Linked DNA regions of Homo sapiens: regions 2 and 3 are each linked to region 1. A link is a contact called in ENCODE Hi-C or POLR2A ChIA-PET data. All regions are on one chromosome and are shown on one strand. The core of a region is the stretch at or near the end of the contact, and the rest is flanking DNA. Distances in the headings are between cores, read along the strand shown.

Region 1 (4,043 bases), core at 638-3,137:
CTGAATTCTGAAAATGTGGCCTCAGGCTCACAGCAGCATTAGCACTTGCTTGCTCTGGATCTCATCACATTGATGATCAAGAACAAAGTATTCACTGGGTTCTCTGCTAAGGATACAAAAAAAACCATTCCACAATTCCACGGCCATGTTTGCACCCAGGAACCACGAGGGCTGGGTTAGCCCAGATGGTGGGCTTGGGAAATGTTCCTGGAGCAAAAAAAAGAGCCAGAAGTCATGAGAGCCTGACCCCCTCCCCCAACGCGCACACACACACACCACTCTCTACCTCCAAGCCTCATTTTCAGGCTTCTCAAAGCTAAGGTCACTCCCATGAGCTAAGCCGCGCTTTTCTCAATCCTCAGCTCTTCCACAAGAATAGGAAGAACTCTCTCCTGTTCAAGATCCTGTGGCTCAGCTGCAGCTCTGGAAGAAAGACCCCGGTGAGGGTCTTGCTTTTCACAATCCCCAATCCCAGACCACATCCTGTGCCCCAAAACAACTTCCATGGTAACCACATCCTTCAGGAAGTGAAGTCAGGCAGGAAGTCAAGTCAGAAGACGGAATGGGCTGGGCATGGTGGATCGCACCTGTAATCCCAGCACTTTGGGAGGCAGAGGCAGGTGGATCACATGAGGTCAGGAGTTTGAGACCAGCCTGGCCAACATGGTGAAACCCTGTCTCTACTAAAAATACCAAAAGTAGCCAGGCTTGGTGGTGCATGCCTGTAATCCCAGCTACTCTGGAGGCTGAGGCAGGAGAATCGCTTAAACCCGGAAGGCGGAGGTTGCAATGAGCCGAGATCGCACCATTGCACTCCAGCCCGGGGGACAGAAAAAAAAATGTAGCTGAGCATGGTAGTGCACGTCTGTGATCTCAGCTACTTGGGAGTCTGAGGCAGGAGAATCACTTGAACCCAGGCGGTGGAGGTTGCAGTGAGCCAAGATTGTAATAGTCCAATGTGTTCACCTTGCCCACTGCCTAGACAGAGCTGATTCGTCAAGACAGGGAATCGCAATAGAGAATAATTCATGCAGAGCTGGCTCTACGAGAGACCAGAGTTTTATTATTATTCAAATCAGTGTCTCCCAGCATTCAGGAAGCGTTTTTAAGGATAACTTGGTGGGTGGGTGGGAAGCCAGTGAGCCAGGAGTGCTGTTTGGTCAGGGATGAAATCGTGGGAGCCAAAGCTATCTTCTTGCACTCAGTTCCTGAGTGGAGGCCAAAAGATAAGATGGGCCAGTTTATTGATATGGGTGGTGCCAGCTGATCCATCAAGTACAGGGTCTGCAAGTTAAACGCTGATCTTAGAAGCAGTTTAGGGAGGGTCACAATCTTGTAGCCTCCAGCTGCATGACTCCTAAGTCATAATTTCTAATCTCGTGGCTAATGTTCGTCCTACAGGGCCAATCTAGTCCCCAGGCAACAAAGAGGTGTGCTTTGGAAAAGGGCTATCATCTTTGTTTAAACTATAAGTTTCTCCCAAAGTTCAGCCTATGCCCAGGAATGAAAAAGGACAGCTTGGAGGTTAGAAGCAAAATGGAGTCAGTTAAATCTCTTTCACTGTCTCAGTCATAATTTTGGAAAGGTGGTTTCAAGCTGGCACAACTGCACTCCACCCTAGGAGACAGAGCGAGACCCTGTCAAAAAAAAAAAAAAAAAACAAGAAGTGAAGTCAAGATAGGAGGTAAATTCGGAAGACAGGAAGTGGTGGTAGAAGACAAGAAGTGAAGTCATACAGGAAGTAAAGTCAGAAGACAGGAAGTGAAGTAAGAAGACAGGAAGTGGTTGTAGAAGACAGGAAGTGAGGTCATACAGGAAGTAAAATCAGAAGACAGGAAGTGACGTCAAACCAGGATTTGCAGTCGGAGGCAGGCAAGAAGTGAAATCAGAAGACGGGAAGTGGCTGAGGGGAACGTCTTTTCTCTCTCCTGCTCAGCCCGAAGTGAACAGGTAGCATCAGGTGTGCCATTTCAGTGACTGGGCACAGCCCAGGCACCCACATCTCTCTGCAGCGCCTATTCTTGGAACACCAGAGACCTCTACACTATTTTCTGTTGCTTTTTTCCTTCATTTTCAGAGATGAGATCCTGGATTGAATGACTACTATGGAAAGTGATTGACCAAGGTAAGTCACAACTATCTTGTTCTTTAATTTTGGTGTTGTTTGTTATGACTTGTTAGCCGTCTAGCACTCATAGCTTTGCATTTCCACTCTGCATTACTTGTATTTTTATTATTTTGTGATATTCGTAATAATTTATTATAAAACTGTGTTATTTTTGGATATTTTTAAGTTAAAATGCGATTTTTTAACTAAGTGGCAGTATGCAAAGCAAGTGGTTCAGAACTCTCCCCCATTAATAAGTCTTCTCTCCTGAAAGAAACAATTTTGAGACTTCCTGTTCTTAATTCTGTTTAACAGCATACTTCTAAAAGAAAAAGTGTATACTGTTATTATTTATTGTGTTACAAAAATATACACGCACCTTTCATGCACGTCCGTGTGAAGAGACCACCAAACAGGCTTTGTGTGAGCAATAAAGCTTTTAATCACCTGGGTGCAGGTGGGCTGAGTCTGACAAGAGAGTCAGCGAAGGGGGATAGGGGTGGGGCCGTTTTATAGGATGTGGGTAGGTAAAGGAAAATTACAGTCAAAGGGGGGTTGTTCTCTGGCGGGCAGAGTCGGGGTCATAAGGTGCTCAGTAGGGGAGCTTTTGAGCCAGGATGAGCCAGGAGAAGGAATTTCACAAGACAATGTCATCAGTTAAGGCAGGAACAGGCCATTTTCGCTTCTTTTGTGGTGGAATGTCATCAGTTAAGGCACGAACCGGCCATCTGGATGTGTACGTGCAGGTCACAGGGGATATGATGGCTTAGCTTGGGCTCAGAGGCCTGACATTCCTGTCTTCTTATATTAATAAGAAAAATAAAATGAAATAGGGGTAAAGTGTTGGGACAGCAAAAATTTTTGGGGGTGGTATGGAGAGATAATGGGTGATGTTTCTCAAGGCTGCTTTGAGCAGGATTAGGGGCGGCGTGGGAACCTAAAGTGGGAGCGATTAAGCTGAAGGAAGATTTTGTGGTAAGGGGTGACATTGTGGGATTGTTAAAAGAAACATTTGTCATTTAGAATTATTGGTGATGGCCTGGATACAGTTTTGTATGAATTGAAAAACTAAAGGGAATAAGGAAAGGAGAAAAACAGGTATTAAAGGTCTAAGAATTGGGACGACTCAGGACATCTAATTAGAAAGTGCCTAAGGAGGTTCAGCATAGCCTTGCCAGCAAAGATTATTTATTTATTTTAAGAGTTAACAGTGGCGGTATGGGGATAGTACCAGGAGATACCAGCTGTGCTGGCTTGGAGAAACAGTGTAAACTGGCAGTGTAAACAAGAGCAGGGCATGTGTGAGTAGTTGAGAACGGTGAATAGGAGTATGACTAGACAGAAGATAGTAGGGATGACAAGTTTTTTGGGGCACAATCTAAGTTGGTCTGGTGTCTGGAATGAGACTGGGGCCTAATAAAAAGGAGTGTCTACACAGGAGCTTAAATGGGCTGTATCTTGTAGCATTCCAAGGACAGGCCTGAATTCTGGAAGCGAAAATGGTAAAAGTATTGTCCAGTCCTTTTTAAGTTGGTGGCTGAGCTTGGTGAGGTGTGTTTTTAATAGACCATTAGTCTGTCACTGAATACTAAGAGCCTGAAAAAATGCTTGGCTGATTTGACTAATAAAGGCTGGTCTGTTAGCAGACTGTATAGAGGTGGGAAGGCTGAACTGAGGAATTTTGTCTGACAGAAGGGAATGACAAGGCTAAACTGAAGAATTATGTCTGACAGAAGGGAAGAAATGACTGCGGTGGCCTTCTCAGACCCTGTAGGAAAGGACTGTACTTACCCAGTGAAAGTGTCTACCTAGACTAAGAGGTATTTTAGTTATCTTACTCGGGGCATGTTGAGTAAAGCTAATTTGCCAGTCCTGGGCGGGGGCAAATCCTTGAGCTTGATGTGTAGGGAAGGGAGGGGGCCTGAATAATCCATGA
Region 2 (4,043 bases), core at 992-3,491, 59 kb before region 1:
CTTTTTCAGAAAGTCTTGCTCTGTCGCCCAGGCTGGAGTGCAATGGTGCGAGGCTTACCACAACCTCCTCTTCCCGGGTTCAAGCGATTCTCCTGCCTCGGCCTCCCAAGTAGCTGGGATTACAGGTATGCCCCACCACACCTAATTTTTTTTGTATTTTTAGTACAAACGGGGTTTCACCATGTTGGCCAGGCTGGTCTTGAACTCCTGACCTCAGGTGATCTGCCCACCTCAGCCTCCCAAAGTGCTGGGATTACAGGTATGAGCCACCAGGCCTGGCCAAGTATTTTTTTTCCCAAGTACATTTTTTTCTTTTTTTCTTTTTTTTGAGATGGAGTCTCCCTCTGTTGCCCAGGCTGGAGTGCAGTGGCACAATCTCGACTCACTGCAACCTCCACCTCCCAGGTTCAAGTGATTCTAGTGCCTCAGCCTCTCAAGAAGCTGGGATTACAGGCGCACCGCATCACGCCGGGCTAGTTTTTGTATTTTTAGTAGAGACAGGGTTTCTTGTTTTTTTCTGAGATGGAGTCTTGCTCTGTCACCCAGGCTGGAGTGCAGTGGCGCGATCTGGGCTCACTGCAAGCTCCGCCTCCCAGGTTCACGCCATTCTCCTGCCTCAGCCTCCCAAGTAGCTGGGACTACAGGCGCCCGCCACTATGCCCAGCTAATTTTTTTTGTATTTTTAGTAGAGATGGGGTTTCACCGTGTTAGCCAGGATGGTCTCGATCTTCTGACCTCGTGATCCGCCCGCCTCGGCCTCCCATAGTGCTGGGATTACAGGCGTGAGCCACCGCGCCCGGCCGAGACAGGGTTTCTCTATGTTGGCCAGGCTGGCCTCGAACTCCTGACCTCAGCTGATCCACCCGCCTCGGCCTCCCAAAGTGCTGGGATCACAGGCGTGAGCCACCGCATCTGGCCATTTACATTTTTTTTTTTTTTTGATGCAGCATTTCACTCTGGTTGCCCAGGCTGGAGTGCAGTGGCGCAATCTCAGCTCACCGCAACCTCCGCCTCCCGGGTTCAAGTGATTCTCCTGCCTCAGCCTCCCGAGTAGCTGGGATTACAGGCATGTGCCACCACGCCCAGCTAATTTTGTATTTTTAGTAGAGATGGGGTTTCTCCATGTTGGTCAGGCTGGTCTCAAACTCCCGGCCTCAGGTGATCTGAAAGTGCTGGGATTACAGGCGTGAGCCACCGCGCCCAGCCTACTTTTTTTTTTTTTTAAACAGGGTCTTCATCTCATCCAGGCTGGAGTGCAGTGGCTCAATCACACCTCATTGCAGCCCCCACCTCCTGGCTCAGGTGATCCTCCCACCTCACCCCACAAGTAGCTTGGACACAGCACAAGGTCTGGCCTTCTTTGTTTTTTGAGACGGAGTCGCACTCTGTCTCCCAGGCTGGAGTGCAGTGGCGCGATCTCAGCTCATTGCAACCTCCCCCTCCTAGGTTTAAGCTATTCTCCTGCCTCAACCTTCCAAGTAACTGGGATTACAGGCATGCACCACCACACCTGGCTAATTTTTGTGTTTTTAGTAGAGACAGGGTTTCACCATTTTGGGCAGGCTGGTCTCAAACTTCTGGCCTCAAGTGATCCACCCGCCTCGGCCTCCCAAAGTGTTGGGATAACAGGCATGAACCACTGTGCCTGGCCTTATATTTTTTTGTAATGACAGAGTTTTACCATGTTGCCCAGGCTAGTCTCAATCTCCTGAACTCCTCTAAACTATATTTGAATAGAAGTCCTTAAGACATTAGGCCAGGCGTGGTGGCTCACACCTGGAATCCCAGCACTTTGGGAGGCCGAGGCAGACAGATTACCTAAAGTCAGGAGTTCAAGACCAGCCTGGCCAACATGGTGAGACCCCGTCTCTACTAAAAATACAAAAATTAGCTGGGCATGGTGGCACGTGCCTGTAGTCCCAGCTACTCAGGAGGCTGAGGCAGGAGAATGGCGGGTGAACCCAGGAGGCGGAGTTTGCAGCGAACCAAGATCACGCCACTGCACTCCAGCCTGGGCGACAGAGGGAGACTCCGTCTCAAAAAAAAAAAAATCAAAGATCCTTCCAGCATCCTCGCACCAACCATTAAGGCTTGGGAAGGGCTATGGTGGAAACTCAACCAATAGCTTCTTCTCCCTTAAACGAGAAGACAAAGAAATCGATGCAAGAACCAGCACTCACCTCCCTCAGGTCAGGTCTTGCTTCCAGCCTGTGTTTCCTGCAAAGGAAACGGATAAAAAGGGGAGGTCTCTGGCCCTTGGTACGCTAGGTGGAGAGACAGCTTTCCCGCCCAGGGTGGAACCGCCCCACTGAGATTAACATTGGGTGGCTCCCAACCACTGACCTCAGGCTCACCTTGACATCACCTGGGCCCCATCCTCAGGGATTTGGCTGTAATTGGGCTTCAGTGGGCTTTGGAGAATTACGGCTTGCTGAATCTCCCCAGGTGAGATTAATGTGCAATTCCCTTCCTAGACCACCCGGGCCAGGTGTGATAGGCGACAGAACAGGAAATACACATTTTGGGTTTTGCAGGGTACCTGGCTCCCAGCTTTAAAAACTCTTGTAGAGAAAAAAAATTAAACAAAAATAAATAAAAATTAAAAAAAAAGAGGACAAAAACTCCCGTGACTTCCTAAGTTACAAATACAATAAGTCTACTTTGTGGCCAACTGTGGTGCCTCCTGCCTATAAATCCCAGCAGGCTGAGAGGCCTAGGCCAGTGGATCCCTAGGGGCCAGGAGTTTGATACCAGCCTAGGCAACATAGCAAGATGCCATCTCTTCAAAAATATTTAATAATTAGCCATGCATAGGCTGGGCGTGGTAGCTCATGCCTGTAGTCCCAGCAATTTGGGAAGCCGAGGCGGGTGGATCACCTGAGGTCAGGAGTTGGAGACCAGACTGGCCAACGTGGTGAAACTCTGTCTCTACTAAACATACAAAAAATTAGCCAGGTGTGGTGGCAGGTGCCTGTAATCCCAGCTACTCGGGAGGCTGAGACAGGACAATCACTTGAACTAGGGAGGTGGAGGGTGAGTGAGGCACGATCACGCCATTGCACTCCAGCCTGGGTGACAAGAGCAAGACTGTCTCAAAAACAAAAACAAAAAAATTAGCCATACATGATGGGCTGCACCTGTAATCCCAGCTATTCAGGAGGCTGAGGTGGGAGGATCACCTGAGCTCAGGAGTTTGAGGCTGCAGTGAGCTGTGACTGGCCATCTCACTCCAGCCTAGGCCACAGAGTGAGACCCAGTCTCAAAAAAATAAATAGATAACTGATATTTAATTTTTTTTTTTGGATGGAGTCTTGCTCTGTGGCCCAGGCTGGAGTGCAGTGGTGCAATCTCCATTCTTGCAACCTCTGCCTTCCAGGTTCAAGCAATTCTGATGCCTCAGCTTCCCAAGTAGCTGGGACTGCAGGCACATGCCACCATGCCCAACTAATTTTTTGTATTTTTAGTAGAGACAGGGTTTCACCATATTGGTCAGGCTGGTCTCAAACTCCTGATGTCAGGTGATTACAGGCATGAGCCACCGCACCTGGCCTAAAATTGTTTTTAAATAAAACAGTGTATGTTGTGGAAAGCATTCAGCACAGAATTTTGGTAGTTTAAACTGTTAATTTAATGGAAGCAAATGGTCCCACAAATGAAGATGTATATATCAGTTGCAGCATGCCATCTATAGAAATAGGCACTATGGAGGCCTGGCATGGTGGCTCACACCTGTAATCCCTGCACTTTGGAAGGCTGAGGCAGGTGGATCATCTGAGGTCAGCAGTTCGAGACCAACCTGGGCAACATGGCAAAAAACCCCTGGCTACTAAAAATAAAGAATTAGCCAGGCATGGTGGTGTGCACCTGTAATCCCAGCTACTCAGGAGGCTGAGGCGTAAGAATTGATTGAACCTGGGAGTTGGAGGTTGCCGTGAGCCGAGATTGCACCACTGCGCTCCAGCCTGGGCGACAGAGACTCCATCTTTAAAAAAAAAAAAAAAAGATGGCCAGGCGCAGTGGTTCATGAATGTAATCCCAGCACT
Region 3 (4,043 bases), core at 373-2,872, 40 kb before region 1:
GCAGGCGGAGGCTGCGGGGAGCCGAGATCGTGCCGTTGCACTCCAGCCTGGGGAACAGAGCAAGACTCCATTAAAAATAAAATAATAATAATACTGTGAATGTGAAACTGATGAACTTGGTGCTTTTCATGCGTCTCATAGTTGACGTGTCATTGATATTTCACTTGAAATACGGTTGGATTTTTATTAATAATATACCTGGGGTGATGGGAGAAGGTAGCCAATCACAGCTGAGGCTTCTAAGCGGTGATTCTCAGCCTCGGCCGCAATCACAATTATCTGGGACTCTCGAAAGAACTCCAGGGTCTGGGCAGTCCCAGTGTAACCAATCAAGCAGAATCTCTAGGCGTTCGTGCTTTGAAATGAGGCTCCACATAGGTAAGTTTAACAGGCAGTCAAGATGGAGGACCACAGGTGGAGATCGGGAAGCTCAGGTGAAGGACCGCCCCCCAACACCCCCCGCCCCCAAAAGACCTCTCAGTAATTCCGGTGGATACAGGAAGTGCTCAGCAACGATTACGCCCCGAGGGCCAATCACAGGGCTGCGGCCGAGAAAGAAGCCTTAATAGAGCTTTCTCAACCTGCAGCCCTCATCTCCGCCGGCGAGTAGGGCCAGGTGTTGGGAGGTGAGTAGCTCTCCGGCAGCTCTGCAACTTCATTTCTTTATTTCTCCATTCCACAGTTGGTAAAATTTCTCCTTTTATTTCATATATTTTTTTTCTGAGACGGAGTCTCGCTCTGTCGCCCAGGCTGGAGTGCAGTGGCGCGATCTCTGCTCACTGCAAGCTCCGCCTCCCGGGTTCACGCCATTCTCCTGCCTCAGCCTCCCGAGTAGCTGGGACTACAGGCGCCCGCCACCACGCCCGGCTAATTTTTTGTATTTTTAGTAGGTGGCTCACGCCTGTAATCCCAGCACTTTAGGAGGCTGAGGCTGGCAGATCACCTGAGGTCGGGAGTTTGAGACCAGCCTGGCCAGCATGGCAAAACCCCGTCTCTATTGAAAAAAATACAAAAATTAACCAGGCGTTGTGGCGCATGCTTGTAATCTCAGCTACTCGGGAGGCTGAGGCAGGGGAATCACTTGAAGCCGGCAGGCGGAGGCTGCGGGGAGCCGAGATCGTGCCGTTGCACTCCAGCCTGGGGAACAGAGCAAGACTCCATTAAAAATAAAATAATAATAATACTGTGAATGTGAAACTGATGAACTTGGTGCTTTTCATGCGTCTCATAGTTGACGTGTCATTGATATTTCACTTGAAATACGGTTGGATTTTTATTAATAATATACCTGGGGTGATGGGAGAAGGTAGCCAATCACAGCTGAGGCTTCTAAGCGGTGATTCTCAGCCTCGGCCGCAATCACAGTTATCTGGGACTCTCGAAAGAACTCCAGGGTCTGGGCAGTCCCAGTGTAACCAATCAAGCAGAATCTCTAGGCGTTCGTGCTTTGAAATGAGGCTCCACATAGGTAAGTTTAACAGGCAGTCAAGATGGAGGACCACAGGTGGAGATCCGGAAGCTCAGGTGAAGGACCGCCCCCCAACACCCCCCGCCCCCAAAAGACCTCTCAGTAATTCCGGTGGATACAGGAAGTGCTCAGCAACGATTACGCCCCGAGGGCCAATCACAGGGCTGCGGCCGAGAGAGAAGCCTTATTAGAGCTTTCTCAACCTGCAGCCCTCATCTCCGCCGGCGAGTAGGGCCAGGTGTTGGGAGGTGAGTAGCTCTCCGGCAGCTCTGCAACTTCATTTCTTTATTTCTCCATTCCACAGTTGGTAAAATTTCTCCTTTTATTTCATATATTTTTTTTCTGAGACGGAGTCTCGCTCTGTCGCCCAGGCTGGAGTGCGGTGGCGCGATCTCGGCTCACTGCAAGCTCCGCCTCCCGGGTTCAGGCCATTCTCCTGCCTCAGCCTCCCGAGTAGCTGAGACTACAGGCACCTGCCACTATGCCCAGCTAATTTTTTTGTATTTTTAGTAGAGACGGGGTTTCACCATGTTGGCCAGGCTGGTCTCAGTCCGCCTCGGCCTCCCAAGGTGCCGGGATTACAGGCGTGAGCCACCGCGCCCAGCCTTTTTTTTTTTTTTTTTTTTTTTTTTCTTCTCTTTTTTGAGGGTCTTACTCTGTTTCCCAGGCTGGAGCGCTGTGGCAGGATCTCGGCTCACTGAACCCTTGACCTCTCAGGTTCAAGCAGTCCTCACGCCTCAGCCTTTGAAGTAGCTGGGACCGTGGGAGGGTGCCACCACATCTGTTCTGGCTAATAATATTATTATTACCACTGTTTGCAGAGACTCACTAGATGTAGGGTCTTAATATGTTGCCGAAGCTGGTCTCTAACTCCTGGGCTCAAGCGATCTTCCTGCCTCAGACTCCCAAAATTCTGGGATTATAGGCAGGTGCCACCGCGCCCGGCCTAAATCTTTTCTTCTGTTAGAAATTAAGTGGTTCTGCCTGTCTCAGTGGCTCACGCCTGTAATCGCAGCGCTTTGGGAGGCCGAGGCGGGAGGATCACCTGAGGTCGGGAGTTCGAGACCAGCCTGACCAACATGTAGAAACCCCATCTCTACTAAAAATATAAAATTAGGTGGGCGTGGTAGCGCATACTTGTAATCCTAGCTACTCAGGAGGCTGAGGCAGGAGAATCACTTGAACCCGGGAAGCGGAGGTTGCGGGGAGCCTAGATCATACCATTGCTCTCCAGCCTGCGCAGCAAGAGAGAAACTGTCTCAAAAAATAAAATAAAATAAAATTCAGTGGTTCTGACTGGGGAAAGAGTAGCAGATGCTTAGATCTAGAGAGACTCTAGTTAAGGTTGGCTCATAAGAGGATAGTTGTGTGTGCTTTTATTTCTGTTCTCTTGGGGGATTTAGGATAGAGCTATAGAGAGCTCCAAAAAAAAAAATATATTGGAACAGGTCAGATGCTGTGGTTGCTGTGTGTGGAGTCCTGGGCAGTGCTAAGGTTTTGTGTCTAATGAGTCCTCTTAACAAGAAGGTATTGTTTTTTATTCACTGAGGTGAGGGAGCCTCTTAGCATCATTCTAGTCCAGCTTCCGGACCTGAGTCTTATGCAAATACCTATGCCAGTTGCCATTCTCACGCTATTCACAGCTATCATATAAAGAGGTGTTATACCCTTTCTGTAAAGTTTTTGTTGCTACTGCTATTTTTTTTTTTTTTTTTTTGAGACAAAGTCTAGCTCTGTTTCCCAGGCTGGAGTACAGTGGCGCTATCTCAGCTCACTGCAACTTCCACCTCCCAGGTTCAAGCAATTCTCGTGCCTCAGCCTTCTAAGTAGCTGGGACTACAGCCGCCTGTCACCAACCTGGCTAATTTTCGTATTTTTAGTCGATATAGGGTTTCACTATGTTGGCCAGGCTGGTCTCAAGCTCCAGACCTCAGGTGATCCTCCCACCTTGGACTCCCAAAGTGCTGTGATTACAGGCGTGAGCCACCGCACCCGGCCCTGTTGTTTTTAAAATAGAGACAGGGTCTTAAGTTGCCAGGCTGGTCTGGAACTTCTGGACTGGAGTGATCACCCACCTGAGCTTCCCAAAGTGCGGGGATTGCAAGCGTCAGCCACCACCCCCAGTGTTGTGTTTTTGTTTGTTTTACCAGGCTGGAGTGCAGTGGTGCGATCACAGCTCACTGCAGCCTTAACTTCCCTGGCTCAGGTGATCCTCCCACCTCAGCCTCCTCAGTAGCTGGGACTACAGGTGCATGCCACTATGCCCAGCACAATTTTTTTTTTTTTTGTATTTTTTTGTAGAGACAGGGTTTTGCCATGTTGCCCAGGCTGGTCTCAAACTCCAAGCAATCCTCCCACCTTGGCTTCCCAAAGTGTTTGGGGTTCCAGGTGTGAGCCATGGCCCCCCGGCCAGCTTCAGTAAAGTAAAAGCCACACACCTGTGTCCTGAGACCAGGCTCCACCACTAAGTTATCTTTAAGCCTTTTTTTTTTTTGAGACAGTTTCACTCTTGTCGCCCCAGGCTGGAGTGCAGTGGCGCCATGTCAGCTCACCACAACCTCTGCCTCCCACTCCC

What was found. A loop is a pair of places that touch in the nucleus more often than their neighbours do. ChIA-PET counts read pairs that join two places held with the same protein, here RNA polymerase II (POLR2A). Pooled maps may share reads with other maps.
Region 2: a loop to region 1 is called in a pooled map, with 2.3 times the contacts of the local background. The contact joins the promoter of NLRP7 here to the promoter of GP6-AS1 in region 1. A Hi-C loop is called at or near these places in 1 of 168 maps with a recorded cell type or tissue (OCI-LY7), 6 of 37 single-sample maps with no recorded cell type and 6 of 50 pooled maps. POLR2A ChIA-PET finds 5 or more read pairs at or near these places in 6 of 52 experiments (H1, K562, WTC11 and 1 more).
Region 3: a loop to region 1 is called in a map with no recorded cell type, with 2.8 times the contacts of the local background. The contact joins the promoter of NLRP2 here to the promoter of GP6-AS1 in region 1. A Hi-C loop is called at or near these places in 4 of 37 single-sample maps with no recorded cell type and 8 of 50 pooled maps. POLR2A ChIA-PET finds 5 or more read pairs at or near these places in 9 of 52 experiments (B cell, HEK293, K562 and 6 more).

The regions. Positions count from the first base shown.
Region 1 is chr19:55,004,340-55,008,382 of GRCh38, forward strand. It overlaps GP6-AS1 (GP6 antisense RNA 1), which reads left to right and starts at 1,888. Exons shown (of 3, transcript XR_001754013.3): 1 at 1,888-1,950; 2 at 2,078-2,125.
Region 2 is chr19:54,945,289-54,949,331 of GRCh38, forward strand. It overlaps NLRP7 (NLR family pyrin domain containing 7), which reads right to left and starts at 2,242. Exons shown (of 11, transcript NM_001127255.2): 1 at 2,181-2,242.
Region 3 is chr19:54,964,752-54,968,794 of GRCh38, forward strand. NLRP2 (NLR family pyrin domain containing 2) reads left to right here and starts at 1,623. Exons shown (of 13, transcript NM_017852.5): 1 at 1,623-1,716. It also overlaps a transcript of NLRP7 not described here.